Linked DNA regions of Mus musculus: region 2 is linked to region 1. Evidence: chromatin loops called from intact Hi-C (ENCODE). Cell type or tissue: left cerebral cortex. All regions are shown on one strand. Links, peaks and the distances in the headings refer to the core of each region. The heading gives the core; the rest is flanking DNA.

Region 1 (11,060 bases), core at 1,895-9,894:
GACACCACTAACAGTGGGAGAGGGGACTGTTGCCAACTCTGTTTCCTGCCTTTGAGGCCCTTCCGGTGCTAAGAACCACTAGACCATATGCCACAAAGGAGAGCAAGCTTGTGCTTCTTCAGTAGGTCACCATCAGAAGACACAGTCAAGGAATGAGTGCTGTAGGCAGTGAACTGATAAGTTTCCATAAGCTCCATCACATAGTTCTCGGAACCTTGCTTTAAAAGTTTCAGTTCATTCTACAGAGCTCAAACTTCTATTCAAAAATCACAAAACTCCAGTGAGGATATCTTGGAGAATTTATATTTACATTATTTTCTAACGAAAAGACAAGAAGGAGGTGGAAACAGGAGACGACCATATAATGAAATTCCAAATACCTATCATATACCAAATAATTTTTCTTTGTAAGTTTTTTCTCATACACACACACACACACACACACACACACACACACACACATGTGCGCACGCGCGCGCGAGCGAAAATATATGTTCTTGTTTTTTCTGAGACAATGTCTCATATAACTCAGGCTGGCTATGGACTTTTGAACTCCTGATCCTCCTGCCTCCACTTTTCAACAGTCTGGATTATAGATATGTACTATCACATCTGCCATAAGCGGTACAGAGATTCAAATCCAGGGCTTTGTGAATAAAAGGTGATCGCTCTAACAGCTGGGCCACATATGAAACCCTGTAGTGTGTTTTTAACTAGTAGATGAAAGTCACACTCAACAAGTTAGGATTGTCTTTTTGTACAATTGCAGTGCCAATTTATTCACATCAAAATGCAACTAAGATACAGACATCACCTTTATTTTTTTTTTTTCCTTTAAAACATGTCTTGTTTTGTAGGCCAAGATGACCTCAAACTGGCCACCCTCCTGTCTCACCCTCCTCAGAGTTGGGACGAAAGTGAGCACAGCACACCCAACTTAATTATGCATTTTAGTCGTGTTTCCATCCATGTAGAAAGTGATCAGACGAAAACAGAAAGGTTGTCTGCGGACAGCCACCCACGGCTTGCTTCTTTTCTCTATGTGTAATTGAAGCACATACCCGGTGGGAGCCATGTAAAGCCTGTGTCCATGATCTTAACCCCTCCATTGTAGCACCTGAGTCCTAGATTTCTACCAGTAACTGCTGCTAAGGAGCTAGGAAGGATGTCTACTAGCCCCCCTGAACTAGTTCTGTGTTTGTGAAAAGCAGAAGCAACTAAAAATATGGCAGGGACATCCTATGAGAATTTGCACAGCAGGGTGAATGCCAAGAGTACGGGCTTAGCTTAGGCAGCCATGTTGGAGCTGCAGGGACCTGGGCTTACTGGCTGGCTCCTTCCTTTCTTTTTCTTTCTTTTTTTTTTTTTTTTTTTTTTGGTTTTTGGTTTTTGAGACAGGGTTTCTCTGTATAGCCCTGGCTGTCCTGGAACTCACTTTGTAGACCAGGCTGGCCTCGAACTCAGAAATCTGCCTGCCTCTGCCTCCCGAGTGCTGGGATTTTAAAGGCTTGGGCCACCACCGCCCGGCTACTGGCTACTTTCTGCCTCTTCCTCACCCTAAAAGGAGGGGCAGAGTCATCCTCATCTGCTGTGAAAATTGAACGGCCATCTGTGAACGATTACTCAGAGAATATTCCTGCTAGTGCTGGGATTGAGGCCAATATTTACCCACAGGGACACGCCTTGGACTTAAGAAAATGATAGTGCATGAGTACTTGAGGAACTGGTCTGGACTAGCTGATCTTGGTGGGCAGAAATTTCTGTTCAACCAGAAAAACAATGTGAGGTTCCCTGTCTGTTGATGGTTCATATTGTAAAATATAAAAGCTAACAGAAAGAAATATGAATTTGGCAGTTCACAGGCACATGCTTAAACAATTCTGAATCATTCCATATCTACCCCCACACAAACGATTTTCGGTATTCATGCTGGGTCATATTTTATTAGAATGTGGAGGAGGATCAGGTTAAAATGTCCACAGCCAGCCTGAGTTAAATGAGACTTTGTCTCAAAAAAAAATGGTGGAAATATCCTCTAATACAGAATTATTTGCTATATGATAGGTATTTGGAAGTTCATTGTATGATCCCCTCCTTCGTTTGTTTGTTTGTTTGTTTGTTTGTTTGTTTGTTTTTCGAGACAGGGTTTCTCTGTATAGCTCTGGGGATCCTGAAACTCACTTTGTAGACCAGGCTGGCCTCAAACTCAAAAATCTGCCTGCCTCTGCCTCCCCAGTGCTGGGATGAAAGGTGTGCGCCACCATGCCCGGCATATGATCCCCTCCTGCCTCCACTCCTCCTTGCTTTTTCAGTTAGAATGATGTGAATACAAATTCCTCCGAGTATACCACATTATAATTTGAGAAGACAAAGTACTTACATGTACTATCTTTCTTTAGTAGAGCAATAAACCAATATGGCCTGTACCAAGTCCCATCCTCGGTCTCCCTAACAGTTTCCTGGAATTGCTTTCTCCATCTTCTTCCCCTTTCTCTTGCCCCCTTTTTCTTTCCCCTGGCCTTTCTCACTCTCCCTATTTCTGAATAACGCCCTGCCCCACCAAGCCCCTTTAAGCCTCTTTCTGGCTTCTGAGCCACATCCGTCCCTCCCTATTGCCTAATAACTTCCTCTCCAGCCCCTTGTCTCCCTCCCCCACCTTCACTTCCCCCTCTCTTAAAGGCGCTTATTTTCTGGCTAGCCATGTGCACATTCTTGCCTACTTACTTTTCTCTCAGAAAGGCTTTCCAGAGGCAAAGACCAGAGCTGATCTAAGCCTGCCTCTTCCTACACTACCACATCATCAATACCAGCACGCTGAGGCTAGAATGCTGAAAACAACCCTGGGCTCCCTGGGTCCTTCAGATGGGTTAGCCCTTCTGCCTCTGTCCCAAGGGCTTTCCAGCGCTAGAAGTTCCCCCATGCCACCAGTGTGCCTGAGATTTCACCCACTCTTCATTTCAGAGTAGCACAGTTTGTTTATGGACCTGCCACCTTCCCTGGCTCACAGCTAGGACCAGCTACACTTGAACCCAACATCTAGCATTAAGTCTGCTTTTGGGAGGAAACCGTCACAGTGCCCTTAAAGAACACTAAAGATGACTGGTATTTTCTAGTCCTCAGCAGAACATACTGGGTTATGTTGATGGAAACAGCAGACAAATCAGGTTAATGTAGTAACCACCTATTCGAATATGGATAGCTTCCACTCCACCTGCTAGGCAAGCCTGAGAAAGAAATCAGTATTTGTCACTTGTGTATTTTTATTCCAAGATGAAATAGACTTGCTAAATATATTGGTGAATATTTGCTGCACACCACATTCTGACATGAAGAAATTAATCTTAAAGTGGCTTTTTACTTACTGGATCTTTCCACTCTATGGCAGCTTCGCTCCAGCCGCTGGAATCCCGGGTCTTTTAGAAAAAACAGAACCAGACTGTCATTTGACGTCTTTGTTCAGAGGGTGGAGAGACTGCGGATTGGTCCTTTCTCTGAACAGCAACCAGCTGTGCTTCAGTCCATTGGCTGCATTCAGAGCGCGGGACTGGACCAGAGCAAGCGCAGTGTGCATCCGCCCTGGTCTCTAAGGGCCGCCTAGTCAAGGAAGCCCGCCAATCGAGTGGGTGTGGTCCTCTACTCTCCAGGGATCTCCTTTTAGAGCCTAGTCAAATGAGGTATGCTAACTGGACTCAGTGGGAAGCTGAGGAGCCAGGACTAGATCTGGGTTCCCTCCTGGTTTCAGGCAGGTCCAGGGATTTTCTTCCAAATAGCAAGAGAGACCAGGGCAGCAGGTTAGTGACATGCTTTCTGGCTGCAGGCAGGAAGAGAATGAGCTAGGAGGAGGAAGGCTGGAGGACTCAGGGCCTTTCTAGGGGGTAACATCCCCACAGCAGACCAGCTTCAGTACTTGAACAAATCAGAAAGAAGCTGCAAATCCTTGTCAAAGACTCATTTTTCAAAAATGTATTAAATTTATTATTTGTGTGTAATATGTGTATGTGTGTGTATGCCACATGTCACAACTTTCAGGAATTCAGGCTCTTTCCTACCATGTGAGTCTAGTGGATCAAACTCAGTCAGACTTGGCAGCAGATGCTGAGTCATCTCGATGACCTAATAAATTGATTTTTTTCCAGATGTGCATCATTGGGAGTAAATATTTTCTACTCATAAAGAGAGTGTCCACTCCAGAAATATGAGCTGTGATTAAAAAGGAGGAAGAGGAGGGAGGGAGCCAGGCAGGGAGTGGGAAGAGATTACTGGGAGACACAACTGTTATGGGGCAAGAAGGAGGATGCTTAGGGCATGGCTAAAGAACTAGGGCAGTGGAAAGTCCCAGGAATCTATAAGGGTGACCCCAGCAATGGGGGATACAGAGCCTGAACCAGTAATCTTCTATAACTGGACAAGATTTCCAATGAACAGTTTGGGACACTAACCCAGCCACAAAGCATTCTACCTACAAATTGTCCTGCCTACAAGATAGTCTGGGGAAAAGTGGTGCAGAAATTGTGGAGGTGGCCAGGGATGACTGGTCCATCTTGAGACCCATATCATGTGAGGAAGCCAACCCCTGACACTACTAAAGATATTCATTCATACTTGCAGACAGACGCCTAACATAATCATTAGCAGAAAGGCTTTACCCAGCAATGAATGGAAACACAGATGCAGAAACCCACAGCCAAACATTAGGAAGAGCTTGGGCAATCCTGCAGAAGAAAGGGAGGAAGATGGTAGGAGTCAGAGGGGTCAAGCATACCACAAGAAAACCCACAGAATCAACTAACCTGTTTCCATAGCAGCTCACAGAGACTGAGCAGATTACAACTATTGCTACCACCTTGGAGAACCCAAACATCTCTGAAAACCTAAAACATATATCTAGCTATATGCTCTTTTCCACATCTACCACACCCCAGAGTTTGTAGTTCACATAGATTCTAGAATGGTTTTTAACAATGTAAGTCAGTTTACATCATTACTCAGTCCCACAGTCTCCCTCTAGACTAGATTTTACACATTTGTGACAAAACTCAAGACTTCCTGTGGCCTACCAGATGATTTTCACATGCATGTGCTAGCACAGCTGTGGCGTGGTTCTTTCTAGGGTATATTTTATGTTCAGAAGAAGTGAGATGATTTTAAAAACATTGTCTGCTAAGAAGGGAATTTGTACAATATTCACTCCTGGATAGTTTCTTCATGATATTATGTAACTCATACAGAGAGTCAAATGGGAGCCATCTGAAGACTGTTTACGTTTTAAACACACCCACCTTCCTTATTTCAATAGCAATTAGACTGCCTATACCAGATTGCTTCTTGGGTCCATTTGCTTGGAAAATCTTTTTCTAGCCCTTTACTATGAAGTAATGTCTGTCTTTGATGTCAGAGTATATTTACTTATTATATGCAGCAGAATGATGGATCTTGTTTTCACGTCCATTTTGCTAGCTTGTGTCTTTTTATTGGGAAATTGAGTCCATTGATATTGAGAGATATTAATGACCAAATGATTTGTAATTCCTGTTATTTTTAAATTGATCGTGGTAGTGTGAGATATTCAGAGCCTAATACTCTTAGGCTCTGTCATGGCAAATGATTGTGTCCTCTGAAACTAAAATGTTTTTTATTATATCAAAACTGCAGATAAATGCCATGCATTTGAGGTGCAATGTCAAAACATTTTCTTTTTTTTTTCTTGTGTGTGTGTGTCCAGGTTTTAGAAAGCAAGGCATCAAAATAGCTAGAAAATCCATGACAAGTGGAGATGAGTTTATTTCTCTCCTACCCTGTAACAGCAGGCTTGAGGAACACATGTGACACGTCTTTCACTTTCAGTTCATCAGGCAGAAACAGTGGCACAATGCTGTGATCCCATCATCACAGGGTACAGAATAGAAGATTGTGAATTTGAGACCAAAGTGAACTGTATAATACTTCAAAAAGGGAAAAAACATCCTTTTTAAAGAATTCTATATTTATCCAGAAATATTTAAATGTATGGAGGTCTATTACCATATTCCCATGTTTGCAATAAGGGTGTTTCTGACGAAATCTAAACTGCAGGGATGCATTTTGAGAGACTCTGCCTGGACAGAGAAGATTTATATTGCTTTGCATTCTTCTTTCTGTTTAACGGAGAATGTTACTGTCATTACAAATGATGACAGCCTTAATTTTTAACCAAGCTCCCACTTTGCTAATTGCATGACTAGCTAGTGACTTTGCTGATGTGCAAACCCGTTGACTGTTGGCATCCTTCTCATGATGGATATGACTTAGAGAAAATGAGTCTTTTAGAGAAACTAAGACAGATTCTGTCTTCGTTTCCTTTTTCTATTGCTTTAGTGAAATACCCCAACAGAAGCAACTTAAAATCAGAAAGGTTTGTTTGACTCACAGATTGCTATAACCCCTCATGGGCAGGAAGTCTCAGCAGCAGAACCTGGAGAGAGTGATGTTGCATCTGCAGTGAATAGTAGAGAGCAGTTCAGGCATGCTCAGCCCCCCTCTCCCCCCATCAACATAAACAATACAGGGTTTAACCTAGGGAATATTGCCAGCATGTCTAGGCTGTTTCTTACCAAAATTTATGTAATTAAGAAACCCACATGCATGCACAGAGACCCATCTCCTGATGACTCTAGGTTCTTTTAAAGCAGACTATAAACAATAACGGTCAACACTTTTTGTTTTCATTGAGACTTTCCTCCTTACAGACCTTGACTTATGTCCTCTCATTTCCCTCTTTCCTGGTTCTTAAGATAAAGTTCTATAAAAATGGGAGATGATGGAAACTTACGAAAGAATGTATAGTCTACCAGGAGTCATCAAAGAGGAGCTAAAACTAGCAGGTGATCTTCCTCAATTGGTTCCACCATGAACTGTTAAAGTTATTGATGGATTTGCTTCTCTAGGCAAGACCAAGAATATTACATTTTAGGAAAAATTCCTGCTATTAATATGATTTTACTATTATTATTAAATATATATAACAATCCCTAGGTGTTAGCCCACCCTTTTGAGCAGAACTTTGCAGAAAAACAAAGATGTAGTAATCTTATAGTGATGCTATGTAGGTCTTAATTATTAATGATGATTATATAAGAATTCTTGAAATAATATTAGTAATTATTAAGATATTTTATAATAGGACTGTTATTAAGTTCTCTCTGATGTCAAAACTGCAGTGAGAACTCTGCCAGTCTTCAAGACTCATGAGTTAATTGCTTATGAGATAGCAAGAATACATCTACAACTTAGAACACATTCCAAGAGGTTGTAAAGCCACTAACCAAAAGTCATAAAAAGGGAACTAACAGTTTACTATAGATGCAAGGACAGAAGATAAAATATCAACTGAGTTTATCTAAACAAAAATGGGGACAATGGGGAAATGGAAGTGAAAGAGATCTCTAGTAAATATACATGGCCCCCCATTTGAGACAAGGGCATCCATCTTCAAAATTTTAACCCAGAATTGTTCCTGTCTAAAGGAAATACAGGGACAAAAATGGAGCAGACACTGAAGGAAAGGCCACCCAGTGATCAGACCAACATGGGATCCATCCTATGCATGTAGCCCAAGTCCTGACACTATTACTGAGGCCATGTTGTGTGTGCAGACAAGAGCCTGGCATGGCTACACTCTAAAAGGCTCTACCAGCAACTGATTGAGACAAATGCAGATGCTTTCAGCCAACCATTGAATTGAGATCAGACGCCAATATGGAAGAGTTGGAGAAAGGATTGAGGGTGCTGAAGGAGATGGCAACACCATGGGAAGAATAACAGTGTCAACTAACCCAGACCCCTCAGAGCTCCCAGAGACTAACCCCAAAACCATGGAGCATACATGGACTGGTTCATTTCCCTGGGCACATATGTCAAAGAGGACTGCCTTGTATGGCCTCATTAGGAGAGGATGCCCTTAGTCCTGTGGAAACTTGATGCCTCAGGGAAGAGGGATGCTGGTAGGGGTGAGATAGGGGGTGGGCAGGTGGGAGGCACCCTCTGAGAGGCTGGGAGGATGGGATGAAGGACTTGGGGAGAGGGAACCAGGAAGAGGGACAACTTTTGAAATGTACATATATAAAGTAATTTAATTTTAAAATGCCAAAGGATATAACCAACACCAAAGGCCAAAAGACCACTTTCACCTGAGAAAACTTGGCAAGATCAGACTCCTCCCCCAAATATGAAAAATACCTTTGGTGTGAACCATAGGAAACACACACACACACAAAAACATGAAATATGTGCTCATTCATGGGGAGTACATTCATGGGACAAGTAGCTTATATGCACAACTCAACACTCTCAGTCCTGCCAAAGACAAGATAGAAAGTCAATAGGGCAAAGAAATGCTGGTGTGGCAAAGAAGAAATTGAAGGATACACAAATCATGCCATGCCCCTCTGCTGTTTTCTAGATGGCAGCTACATAGTCATTGCATTTAGTCAATGTAAAAGTAAAACAGAGGAAAATAAACGATTGTTTGAACCCCAGGACCAAGCATCTACCAATTGTGTCCAATTTTATATTCATGCAAGTTTGGAAGAAAAAGAAAAGGGTTCTGAAATGTAGAAAATTCACAAAGAGGGGAACAAACTGTTGTCTGTGGCTTCAAGGGAGAACTCATCAGGGACTCTGAGGAAGGATGGCAGGTTTTGTTCCTTCATAGAGAGTGACCACTGGAAACACATTTTAAAAGCAGGACAGCATCTTAGAAAACACTCAACAATACCACTCTCCTATTCCCAAGCCCTTCCCCAGAGCTCCCAGAGACTAAACCACCAACCAAAGAGTAATTTGAAAGGGACCCATGGCTCCAGCTGCACATATAACAGAGTTCTGTGATGTTGAACAAAAGACTAACCTACATGCAATTTCAATTTTTTTATATGTAATGGAGGACTAATAATAGCTTCCGTTGGAACTGAACAAACTATGCAAGTCTATTGATATGAAAAGCACTTAAAATGTGCTACAGAATAGCATATACCTACACTATTCATTTATTGCTTATGTGTTTTTTGAAATGTTTTTGAGTCCACGAGAATACTATATCTGATGTCATGCCCCAGCATGGTTTAATACAGAGGTATTGAATACAGGTATTTCTCCCATCCTCAAATGGTGTTTGTTTTTGTAGTGGTATTCAGCACTACTAAACAGGATAATTTGCTTTAAAGATACCAATAAAAATACTCTTCAAACAAAACCCCCAATTAGTAAACTTAATTATCATTTTGGGTTTCTAATTATCATTTTGGATCAGCTTTCTTGATTTCTTTTTTTATACTTGTTTCAAACTTCTTTTGTTTCCAAGGTTTACTGGCTGTTTTCCTGCCTGTTTCATGCATGTTTATCATCCCTCACCTCTATCTCAAATGGGGTCCAGATTTTTGGATCAGGGTAAGCAGGATGTGTTTTTCAACTCTTCAACTGCAAAAAAAACCTTTACTAATATATGCATATGGCTATTCTCTCCATTCCAAGCTGTGAGCATGGGTACATCAGGACAGAGAGTTACACATAAAGCAAAAGTCCGGATAGGACATGCTTTCCACAGCAGCTGTGGAAGTTAGCAATCCGAGAGAGTTTCTGGTAGGAATTTGGTTCAAAGCCTGACTCCTGGAGCTCTGCCAAGAAGAATTTACATTATGGTTGGTGGATAAGCTCCTTACTAACTTGGTGTTCAGGGGCTAGCAAGGCCAGAGCTGAAGGGGAAGTGAGAGAGAAGAACTCAGTCAAACGGTTCCTCTGTATAACGCACAACAGCAAGGCCTGTGGTGCCATACAGAAAGCTGAGCCACCTGCTTTATCAGCTAGTCCCCAGGAGCAGTAAGAAGGGCAGGCCACAGCTCCATTTGATGTAAGGAATAACTCAAAATTTAGAATGCTTTCTTGGTTTTTGTTTTTGTTTGTTTTGGGTTTTGGTTTGTTTGTTTGTTTGCTTGCTTTGAGACAGGGTTTCTCTGTGTAGCCCTGGTTGTCCTAGAACTCACTTTGTAGACCAGGCTGGCCTCGAACTCAGAAATCTGCCTGCCCCTGTCTCCCAAGTGCTGGGATTAAAGGCATGCGCCACCACGCCTGGCAACCAGCAATGCTTTCTTAAAGTGTGTCTGTAAATACTAATTTAACATTATAACCATAGTAGCCTTGCTCTTTCCATCTCCTGTGACACGTAGATTTTCCTGACTCAACACTGACTCCTTGTGCATACTCTGAAACCTCCTCCGGCAGTTTTATTCTTTTTTTTTTAAATTGGTTATGTATTGAACAATCACACCTACATTAAATTAACAGTTCATTAAAGAAAAAAACATACTATCTGAAACAGTAACAAGTAAGAACTAAGTAAACTGATGAACATCTGGAACATGGACTTGTAATAAGGACATTTGGTAGGTCACCAGACCCTACAGGGTTTTTTGCCTCCTAAGAAATGACCTGAGTGTCCTAACTCCCATCTTCCCACGAACTCAGCAAGCCTCATTTGCCCCTTTGCCACAACAGATGGAACTGCATAACCAGGAGTTTTGGCTTGCCCAAGCTGGCCTTGATGTAGGGGCAACTGGGGTTCACTTCCACCCTCCACCCTAAGTAGGCTCTTTCCCAAGTGGCCAATTCAAAGCTGGACAGTAGCAGGTTCCAGGTTAAAATCCCTAAAAGGGCCTTTTCAAAGCCCTATCCAGTCATATGTTCTAGGATCCTTGTCCCCTGTAGAGCTAATTCTAACTCCAGATAGAGAAACCTGGAAGGTAGAGCTGACTCTGACCCATTATTTAAAGTGGTTGGTCTTGCAAGAAAGAGTAAGGAGTAGAGGGCAAGTGCAGGGATATTGGATGAGGGTGGGGTACTGGAAGCCACCTATATCCTTTTGCTCTGGCTGGTGGTTGGTTGGCTGTGCTCAACACTACAAACTGCTCTTTCTGTAAAAAGTCAATCCACCCGTGACCTAGTGACCTTGTTTCCCCTTAGGCCCAATTAGTTAGGTGCCCTTCTCTGCTGGCAAAGATCCATTTTATTTCTGGGGCTTGAGGAAATTT
Region 2 (11,060 bases), core at 1,808-9,807, 100 kb after region 1:
GGGTTTAGGAGGTCCAAGATCAAGGTGCTGGCAGATTCAGGATCTGGCAAGGATTCACTTCCTGCTCATAGACAAAGCCTCTTCTCTGTGTGTCCTCGCCAGGGAGAAAGGGCAAGAATTCCCTTTGCCAGCCTCCTTTTATAAGTGTGTTAATCTCATTCACTGACATTCATTCTCATGACCTAATAGACCCCAGAAAGTTCCATATGATAAGACTCAATTTGGAGGTGTTGGTGAGAAGTTCCCATGAATTTGGGGGGGGGTGTGCATAAGCATTCACCTGCAGACTCCTCATGTGTCTTCCTGCTATGGAAGTCAAGCTGATAGGTTTCCAAGAAGCCTGAACAAAACTTTAGGGTGGTCCCAAGGGACATCTGACACAGGATTCAAATTGATAAAGAAAACCCTAGACCACAGGGATACAAGAAGATAGGGCATCTTCATGATAAAGAAAATTAACAATTTGAGATACCCATAAAATAGGAAAATATTTCTACTCAAGGTCGTATTGAGTATCACGATTTTAATATTCTTATTGAAGAGATATCACATAAAAGAAATAGCTCTGTGTGAGCAACGTTTACACCAAGTGTTAATCGTGCTGGATTTCTTGATTCTCAGCTAGCCAGAGGTTTCAACCAGAAGAGTGGGGGTTTCCATTCCCTCCCTGTATCTCATAATACACCCTATTTTCTGTCCTGCTTCAATGTCAAAGGGTGTGGCTCTGCTCTGTCCTTCCAGGGAGGCAGAGGATAGTTTGTAACAAAGAAACAGCAGTATCAAGAAAGATTCAGTAGTGCTCTGTTCTCAAACTAAGAGTCAGAATTAAGGCAGGCAGCATTCCATCAAGAAACAAATTTCTGTGCCTTAGCCCAAGGTCTGCAGCCTAATGTCTCCACTGTAAATCTGCTGTTGAGACTTCAGTCAGAGTTCCATTGGTAGAACACGTGCCTGCCATGTAAGCAACCGTGGCTTCCATCTCTGACACTTATAACCAAGCAACTAGCACATGCCTGTAATCTCAGCTCCGCTGTTCAGGGTCATCCTTTGCTACCTGTTACGTTTGAGGCCAGGCTGGGGTACATACGACTGTCTCAAACAAGCACAAGACCACATTCATGTTTGCGAGGGCTTCCTTAGACCTTCTTTATTTAACACAGATCCCCAATCCTTGGACTTATGCACATTCACCATCTTGAACTCTTGCTTTAAGTGCCCAGATCCACTCAGCTCATTCCTCCCCCTGCCCTACATTCTAAGCCATTTGATCCTTTAATAACCTCTCCAGAAGGCCTGACACCATGTCAGTTATCCCAAACTCTACTTCTGGGATAAAGCTCCTTTGGTTAAAAGAAATTAAAATTAAAGTTTAAAGGAACACATCCATGTTTCAGTGGCCTTTCCTTTTCTTCTTTAAAAAGTGTGCTTGTCTTAGCAGAATATTAAGACCCTCCTGAGAGGTCCTGGGTCTTACAAAGATCATATGCCCCAATACAGGGGAATGCCAGGGTCAGGAAGCGGGAGTGTGTGGGTTGAGGAGCAAGGTGGGGGGAGGGTATAGGGGGCTTTGGGGATAGCATTTGAAATGTAAGTGAAGAAAATATCTTTAAAAAAACAGAAAAGAAAAGTAAAAAAAAAAAAAAAAGGAAGAAAAAAAAAGAAAACCCTCCTTGCAGTACAGATTTAAACCATCTCTTCTCACCAATTCCCTTAGATATGCCATTATTAGTTAGTGTTCTTCCTACCCACTGGTCCATGACCCTAAACTTTGGCTTTGTTGCAGGTTGGGTATAATAACACCAAGGGCTTTGAAGCTGGGTCATACTTTTGTTTCTGCCACTTATTAATGATGGTTTAGTGAGAGATCCTGTTTCAAAAACAAAACAAAGCAACAGGGTGGAGCCAGTGGTCAGCCAGTGGTCTCCAAGTACATACACATACAGTTGTAGGCATCCATACACTCGCACATGCATATACTATGCATGCACACAACCCTTGGGGTGGGTGATAGAGTTGCCATTTAATAAATAAACAAATTCCATGCAGATGTTTGAATTTGGCAAGAGTTACCCAGTTATTCAATGACAGAGGTGAGATTCAATCTGTAAGTGCTAAGTGTCCAATTTCATATTGTTCTCCTCTGGGTTGCTTAGGGCATCATGATGAAGGAAGGGTTGCGGACATCAAGTCAAATCCACCATCTGACAACTGGTGTGTGGCTGTGACTGAACAACTTCCTGTGGTCTCTCACCCTTGTTGCCCTAGGTTCTGAAGCTGCTTCTAGTGGCCTGGGACCGCCGTCTCATCTTTGCCATTGGAACCTCCAGCACCACGGGCGAGTCCGATACTGTCATCTGGAATGAGGTTCACCACAAAACAGAATTTGGCTCTAATCTCACTGGCCATGGCTACCCAGATGCCAATTACCTGGATAACGTGCTGGCTGAACTGGCTGCCCAGGGTATCTCTGAAGACAGCACTTCCCATGAAAAGGACTGAGGAGGGAGGGTACTGGGGACCACAGGGCAGAAAATGGAGAGAGTCAAGGTTGATGCCATGCCTCCTGACTCCCTCATGTCCCTTCTTGTATTATTCCCATCTCCCATCCCTCTCAGTCACAGAGGGCGCTGGATTAAGATGATGTCGTTCTTACACTTCATCCAAAACGAACCAGACACGGGATGAGGGCCAACCTCCTTCTGTCCCCATGGAGTCTTCAGTTCTGGGTAGTCAAGGACCTGCACCTCTCCCCACCCCTAAGCAGGGAGTATGTTCAGCATATTTAATGTATGGGCACTATTGAGGTATTCCATATCCTGGCCTTGTGAAGCTGAGATCCCTATCCTCAGCTGGCTTCTTGCTGCTTCCACTCTGCCTTGAGAGTGGAGTTTCTGCTTTTTTTTTTTTTTTCTCCTCCACTGGAGTCAGGGAGCTCTCACTGTGCACAATTGGGGAGAGAGGTGTAGACTGCTGTGACATCAGAAATTGGATGCCTTGGTGCAGTGTAAGGAAGCAGTTCATGTTAAGAGGGTCAGAGTCAAATGCCTCTGGGAGGAGCCTGGGCCCTTCCTTCCTCCTCATCTATTGACCTGTCCATAGGCATCTGATTCTCTCAAGTGGGTGGGAGGGCTCAGGAATTCCTCTCTGGGGTGGCATCCCATGATGCTGTTTCCAAGCAACCGCTCTCTGATCCAATCAGAGCCTGCATCCCAGTGAGCATCTGCACTATCCTCAGGGAGAGGAGCCCATAGCCTTCTTCCCAACTCATTGCAAACCAGCTCAGTTTCATCAAGTCACTGTGAGTTGGAGCCCACACCAGGCTCTTTGTCATCTGTGTTTGTGCATATGTTTGTGTGGGTGTGTGTGCATTATTGGGCCAGGTTATTGGGAAAGTCCCATCACGTCTCTAAATTCTGTTTCACGTGCCAAATCCCAATTCTGTTGGGGATTCTATAGTAAAGGCATGGCCCTTTGACTTTTCTCACCTTTGCCAGCCCATCTCGTAATAAACTTGGACCCTAATGGACATAGAATTGTACTTGGGAAGATGTCTTGATTCAAGAGCTAGATTGACCCTTCTCCTTCTTATTAATATTAGATCAGAGCCAGCTTCCATCCAGTCTTCTTTATATAAGAGCTCAATTCATCTCCCCACAGATTTGCTAATTCAAGACCAGAGACATTATTGTTCCCTGTCCCAGCCCCTTGCTCTAGCCCCCATCTAGCACAGATTGGCCAAAACCATGGTGGCAGAAGTCGCTTTAGCTCATTCCTAACACAGTTAGGAACACATTCTGGTCTTCCCTAACCGGCATCTGGGTGGTGTCCCAAGATCCAATCTATCCCCAACATCTCAACTTTGGCTCCATTAAAGAATGGATTAGGTGTCAGGTAAAAGAGAATGGAGAATCAAGAAGGGAAAATAATTTCCCCTTTGTAAGTGGGTTCTTTGAACTTTGTGTTTGGGGAAAGTTCCTCTGGATACTAATTTGAACTTATATACCTCATGTCTCGAGGGTTTGACTATATATATGTGTATATATACACATACATATATATCATAAGATTTGAAACGTTTGATGCTTGGTAAAAATAAGTGAGAAATTCAACAACCTTCCACATTTGTACTTACGTTAGAACTGGAGTCCACATTTTCATACCACCCTGCACCAGAGATGCCTCCTGTTGGGCTTCCACCATTGTTGATATTGCTGTGGCCAGTAGAATCACCCAAGTGTCCCTAACCCACTTCCCTGGTGCTGAGTTTTCTTTCACTCTACAAATGGCTAATGGAATTTTAATCGCCTTCCACTAGGGGGAGCTGTGGTTGGAGGGAATGTTCTGCCATCTTAGTCCAGCCTGTCCTATCAATGGGAGGCCATTTTGTCTCACAAGCAGAGCAGAAGATTGCTGCATTCACTGCACCTCGGGGAAAACTCCTGCTAAAGTAGAGAAAGATACAGCAGAACTAAATGGAAGGCAAGTAGCCACGGGCGTTAATGTCACACCCTTTTATCAGGTTACCGAATTTCAGAGATAATCGGACCCTCATTGAAGGCTTACAATCATGTTTGTCTTCAGTTACTCGTTGTTATCTACAGTCCCTGCTTCTTGGCAACAAGGATGAGAAATTAGACTGGGAGTTCATGGATAGGAAAGTGAAGCAGTAGGAAGTGAAGAAATGAAAACAGGCTCTGAGATGTGGGAATGGCCAGTGGGGGATGTTTTCACGTAGCAAAGGAGGTAGACGCAGGAAAAGCATAGCATGAGGCAGAAGGAAGAGCCCAGAAGGACATCTCAGGGAGTGACTGTTCTACAAGAAAGACCATTTTGAGGGTTAGTCTTCAAGAATTTCCCCAGAGGACTTTAAAATGTCTATGTCTCATTTCCTTATTCCCCGAGGATGCTCTGAGAGGCTACCTCACCCTCAAGTTTCACTCTTTCAGCTTTCTGGTCTGATGGAAGCTTGGCAATCTCAACAATGTGTGGGTCAAGCAGTAGCTGGTACCTTACTCCTTCTCTTGTGCCAACCCCCAAATATACAGAATTCATTTCAATGAGATTAGGCCCTGGACACAAGCGACTTTGACCCAGAGTGCTTCCCCAGAGAAGCCCTGGTGTGCTCTACTGGGCCAAGCAGGGAGCCCCCATGCCCTTTCTTTTACAGTCTCAGCACCAGCAGCCATGTTCTTCCTTCATGAGACTCCCGGGGTGAACAAATGGGATTGGAGACACAGCTATGAGATGCTTATCCCTTGAAAAGCTATGTGGTATATCTGTGGTTGTCTGTGCCTTTGTGCTTCCATTCCCCTGTCCTTTTTGTAAGATTTAGACTTCTGTGTGATTTTATACTTCAGTCAAAAGTACTTGTCCTGGCATCGCATTGCTGTGTGCATGAGAGGATTGGGAGAAGGCTGCTGTGGCCCAAGAAATAACCACTGCCCCACCCCCCCTTGCTTGTTCGTTGGTCACTTATATCTCAGTGGGGGTTTCTGGGAGAGGGCTGGTGAATGTCCAGATGTCAGGTGTTCTGTTAGTAACTGCTGTGATTTGAAGTTGTTGGTGTTGTTCTGTGGGAGGACATCGCCCCCTGGTGCTCATGAGGTGTACGTGCAGAACAATAAACTGCAAATGAACAAGCACAAATTGTCGTTACTCCTAAGGGCCTGCTTTTGTAGAAGTGCTTTGGCAGCTGGCTCAGAAGCATGAGGATTACTTCCTTTATCTGCGGGCAACCTCAGTCCAACTAGTTCGATAAAGGGAAACTCTTCTTTCTTTATTTTCTAAAACTTCCCACATCTCTTCTACTCCCACATTTCACCTGACTTAACTCTGGGTTTCCCCTCAAAGAAACGGGCCATAAAGCAACAGAAATGAATATGTGAACTTGGGGGGAAAGGGTCATCTTTAAAAACATGGAAACTGGCTTCTTGCATGTTGGGGGATGCATGTGTGTGCGGGGATGTATGTGTGTGCGGGGATGTATGTGTGTGGAGGTGCATATGTGCGAGGCGATGCATGCTTGTATAAAGGGACACGTGTGGGGGGTGCAGTATGTGTGTGTGTGTGTGTGTGTGTGTGTGTGTGTGAAGGTCTGCTGAAGCTAAAGGTTGACATTAGTTATCTCCTCTGCAGTCTTCTACCTTATCCTTTGAAGCAGGGTTCTCTCAGTGAACCTGGAAATTACCATTTTGGCTAGGATAGGCTGATGGACCAATGAGCCCCATGTGCCACCTGTCCATACCTGCGAGTGCTGAGATTCCAGGTTCATACCACCATCCATGCTTTTACAGGGGTGCTGGGGATACATACTCAAGATTCTCATGCTCAAATAGCAGGCACGCGACTGAACCATCTTCCCAGCCGTGAATACTGACCACTTAAATGGCTCCTTATTTTCAGGCAGTTTTAAATTTTTCCAGTAAGCATTTGTTATTAAACATCCCAGTAATAATAGGAACACAAGAACAACAAGGAACTCTTGAACAACAAGTCTAGCCTCTCTTCTCACCAGACTATCTCCATCTCTGATCTCCCTTGGAGTATGGTTTTCTCAGAAACCAGCCCTGGTCTTTCTGCAGACCCCAGCCTTAAAGTCAAGACTGGGCAGAGCCCAGGAGACCTATGACATGGCTTGAGGGTGAACTGGAAACCCCTGTATTCTGACTTCATACAGATGAACACCAAGATAAAATTTTGCCAAGTACACATTTTAATGCATATTTATACTCATTTTTGTTAGTAGAGTTACATGTTTATGGGACAAATATTAAAAAATTCAACAGGAAGTTTCTGCATTAAAGATCTGGGAGTCTTCTGATGTGCCTTGCTTTGCAGATTCAGAGAATTTACAGAAAGAAGTCTCTCCCCGTTCCTGAAGGCTGAGACACTTGGAGCTCTTCAGGAGGGCCTACTCTGTGCACAAGAGCTTGATTGTAACTAGTATTTTCAGAAAGATGGCTGGCTTCAATGAAACATTAAAATATAGCCCAAACCCACAAAGCACACAGAGGTTAAGAAGAACATTTTAACGCTCAAGAGGCAGGTTCGATGGAGAGGTTGTGCAATTAGCCCTCTTGGCTGGGCAGGTGGTAGGGCAGAATTCCAATTCAGTCATTCATTCCTCTCTGTATCTCAAATGGAAACGAATGAGGAAGTCTCTCCCTGTTCCTGAAGGCTGAGACACTTGGAGCTCTTCAGGAGGGCCTACTCTGTGCACAAGAGCTTGATTGTAAGTGTTAAAGCAAGAATACATCATCTTTCGTAGAAGATAGCTCACTGATGTGTTGTGGTGAATAGATACATAATTTCTAAGACAGCTGTAGAGGAATTTCCGTGTTGTAGAGAATTAAATTCTCAGATATGAAAATTGAGCAATACCCCAACTATTGCCAGTTGTCAATCACGAGGCCTTCCAGATAACCCATGGAAGCCATCCTGGAACTGAAATACATATCATGGCCTTTTCCCAGCTAACTGTGACATAAATTTTGTTTTGTTTTAAATTACCCCACCCCTCTTCCAAGCAGCGCGAAAAGGCAAATCCTAACAGACAGAAGACAGCGCTTTCCCAATAGCTTTAGTTTTAGGGAGGAAGTACTATGTAAGTGCAGGCTCACTGTGACTTGCGCATTTTTCACCCCTAGGCAGATAAAAGCTTCTTGCTACAGTCCAAGGGGTTTGTGTGTATTCCTGTGCACCCTCAGCTGTGGTAAGAAGACAAGGGGAAAGACTGTCCAGAGAGAGGAAGGAGTTACATTTTTGACACATGAACGTGAAACCATACTGCTTGATCTGCCAAACTAGAGCTCTGTTTAGTTCTTCATTTATAACCCTGTTAATTGACAGATCTAAGAATTCAAAGTTTCCTAGAATACTCTCATTGTCTCCCGAACCCCGGTTTTTAGCCTTAATTTATTACTCATTTCCTTACTGTTTCTTCATCCTTCATCCCCTAACAGAAAATTATGTTATATTCCCCCCCCCCCCCCCAGGACTTGTTTGCACAGTTCAGAAGCCCAAGACTGACCTAGATTAGCTGTGAGGAAGTTGGGAAATGGAATTTGTATAAACCCCACCCGCTTCTCCTTCAAATGCCTGTGAGGTGACTCATGGGGAGGGCACTGTCAATCAACACCAAGTCCTTAAAGCTAAAGAGTAGGGGGCATGTAGGCCTCCTGTGGCATTTCAGGGCACTGTTTACTGAAACCCTGAGGGCCTCTTTGAAAACACAAGAAAAGAAGTAATGTACTTAAAGCACAGACCTCTTCAGCTTACAAACTGGAAAGCCTTTCAAATTCAGACTAAATGCACCAAATCCAATTTCTCCCCCACCCCTCGTTCCACACACATGCATTCAGGTACAGACAACTATGAGAATGGACGCATACACCCCGAGGCTTAGTCCCAGTCCAGCTTTTTCCAAATGAATCATACCCCTCCCCACACCTCACTTCAAATGGCTCCTTTAATTTCCTGGTGCAGAGGCCTAAGAAAATACTGCCAGGGTTGTAATAGCTGCTTTCTTCCTATGGCGACTGTCACTTCAGTCACTTAGGAAGGCAGAAGTAGAGAAAACAAAGCAAAAGATGTGCTTGAAGCTGTGGCTGGAAACTGTTTCCTTTGGAGACAATTAAGCTGGACTTGGATCCTCTTCTCCATTAAGGACTGTTGCATCTGTTGCTAAGCTTCCAACCAAACTCTCCTGCTCCTCAATTTCCTGGTATTCCTTCTTCTTGTACTTCCGAGTACCATAGATGGCCAAGGTAATGACAACTCCTAGTGCTATGGTGACTCCCAAAGTGATTCCAGCAGCTTCCCCTCCTGACATTCCATTACTGTCCCCATGGATGACTGTCATGGCCCTACGAAGCTCCAGAGGTTCTCCCAGCTTCCACTGGTTGGTCTGAGGATCCTTAATCCAGGATCTGGCAGTCTCACTATTGGTCACTATGACAGTGTTGGTGGCAACCTGGCTCATAAGAGGTGGTTTGGTATAAGGTGGGAGCCTGACAGGGAGCAGGGACCCTCCTGTGAAGATTCCAGCCTTGACACAGTAGGACACTTGGCATCCATCACTGATAACAGCTAGGTGTTGGCTGAAGCCCCCGGGACACTTTTTCAGAGATGGTGCTCTGACGTCTTTAGCTGTATCAGAATTAACCAAGGGGTTCCCCATTATACAACTGAAGAACCCACCAAAGGGGACTGAAAACTTGAACCCCAACTCATAATCCAGGGACACACATACCTTGAGGCTTTCAAACAGGTTCAGTGGGATGTAGCCTGCTGGGCATGACTGTGCATTTGTCATAGGGTTGATGGTCTTGTCAGTGAAGACTCCTCCAAAGAGAAGTCCTGAGTTGTCAGGTACTTGGCCAGCAGCCACACACCAATAAGCCCTAAATTCAGCCTTGGCCACTCTGAACACATCTTCACACACTGTCTTGCAGAAAATCTTGAGGGTGCATTTCTTTTTACATTCCAGACGACTGTAACCCTCTTCATGGGTCTGGGAGAGCAGATGGACAGGGGTGTAGCCAGGGGGACAAGAGAAATCACCTGTGAGCAGGTTCTTCTGCTCCAGGTTTTGGCAAAGAACATCACCTGACAGTTCAGTGCATTCCTGATAAACTCCACCAAAGGTGAAGTTGGTGACTTTCGCATCACAGGAATCATCATCCATATTGGCTTGAAAATTAAAGTTGGGGGAATCAACATTTGTGCATCCTGGGTGAGTGTTAAAAGTGTAATAGTGTCTCACAGCAGTTTCCACTGTCTTCGACAGCTTCTTCACCAAGGGACCTGGCAAGCCAGGTAGCTTGTCAGGTTTAATGAAGAAATGCAGAGGCAAGCCAGCACGGTCTATTGCCACTAGGTGGTTAGTGATGCCCTTCTGCCAGGTTTCTAAGGTGATGCCTGGATAGAAGGGAACCCCTCCAAAACTCTGCACCCTGGAGTTGGTCCTGTTCGACAGGTAGTCCTTCGTCAAACTGGTCTGAGAAATGTAGTCTGTTTCAACTTTGAAGTTCACAATGTTTAAGAAGGCAATCCCTGCAGAAGCGGTCACGGTGTTCTGGCTATTCTGGTTGTCCAGAAGGAAGGAGGACCTTACGTGATCCTCCTGAACCAGTGCAGCCCCAGCATCCACACTAGTGATTACGTGTGTGCCATAGTTGAGGATCAAGAGCTCTGCCAGGTAGGTGGCCATCTTCGTCTGGTTTTTCTCTAGTTGGTCACAGATGTCCATAAGTGCCTTCGTAAACCCCAAGCTGAGCTCTGAAGTTGGGGTGGTTTTCACTGTGTAGATCCGGTTTCTTACCTGAACCCTGGTAGTCACAGCTTGGTCCTTTACTTGAAGGGTCTTCATCCTTTGGAACTCAGTAGAGAACTTGCCGTTGACTCTGGAGAAAAGGGCGAGTTCTGTGTTGATAGAAAGTGAGGTGGTACTCTGGTAATTCATCCAGGACTCCAGGACTTCTGAGTTCATCTCCAGGTTGCTCTCTTTCTGAGGAATAGTATACACTTCATCGGGGATGATGTACTGCCCATCTTCTGTGGTCTTACAGTTGGTGTATGTCAAGTCCATCACCCGTCCCATGTCTACATTTCTCAGATTATCCCAGCCTCCTCCTGGTAGGACCTCCAAGACAGGTAGTTTCAGGGCATTCTTGCATATTTGAAATCCAGTGGTACCCGTTTCTCCAAGAGGCTTGTCTGCTTCAGCACACGCTATTATCATCCAGATGAGGACCAAGGCCATGAAGCTGTTCATGGCGCAGATGGTTTTGGCCATATACCAGCCCTAAGCATTCACCAACAAGACTGGGGCAAACAGAAGGATGGAAAAGAAAGCGGTTGTTGAAACAGAAAATTCTACAGTTCTCCTAAAACCATCAGTTCCTCTTTATGCTGCTCCAATTGCAAAACAGAGAAGTGAAAGCTGGTTGGAATATTAGAGACCATTAGTACCTTGTAAAAATTATTCTACTCTGGATATGCAAAGATACACTCTTCAATCCCCCCCCCCCCACACACACCCTATGTCCCTCACCCTGCCT

Evidence for each region. Peaks named below come from ENCODE experiments on the same cell type or tissue, not always from the same donor. Only the 100,000 strongest peaks of a DNase experiment are listed, where the experiment ranks them.
Region 2: it touches region 1 in a loop (2.7-fold over the local background); 5 of 42 quality-filtered maps call a loop at or near these places.

The regions. Positions count from the first base shown.
Region 1 is chr19:12,565,883-12,576,942 of GRCm38, reverse strand. Fam111a (family with sequence similarity 111, member A) reads right to left here and starts at 3,418. Exons shown (of 4, transcript NM_026640.2): 1 at 3,363-3,418. It also overlaps the pseudogene Gm16274. In left cerebral cortex, for the core only: no CTCF peak of the experiment used is centred there; DNase peaks (open chromatin) are centred at 3,007, 3,544, 5,181 and 5,890; H3K4me3 peaks cover 958 bases.
Region 2 is chr19:12,460,915-12,471,974 of GRCm38, reverse strand. Mpeg1 (macrophage expressed gene 1) reads right to left here. Exons shown (of 2, transcript NM_001374668.1): 2 at 6,695-10,824. The coding sequence starts at 10,774. The coding sequence ends at 8,633. It overlaps Dtx4 (deltex 4, E3 ubiquitin ligase), which reads left to right. Exons shown (of 9, transcript NM_172442.3): 9 at 2,266-5,639. The coding sequence ends at 2,499. Among named protein-coding and RNA genes, the nearest start is that of Mpeg1, 5.7 kb to the right of the region's middle. In left cerebral cortex, for the core only: CTCF peaks have their summits at 4,318 (motif pointing right) and 5,605 (motif pointing left); DNase peaks (open chromatin) are centred at 4,300, 5,593 and 8,146; H3K27ac peaks cover 280 bases.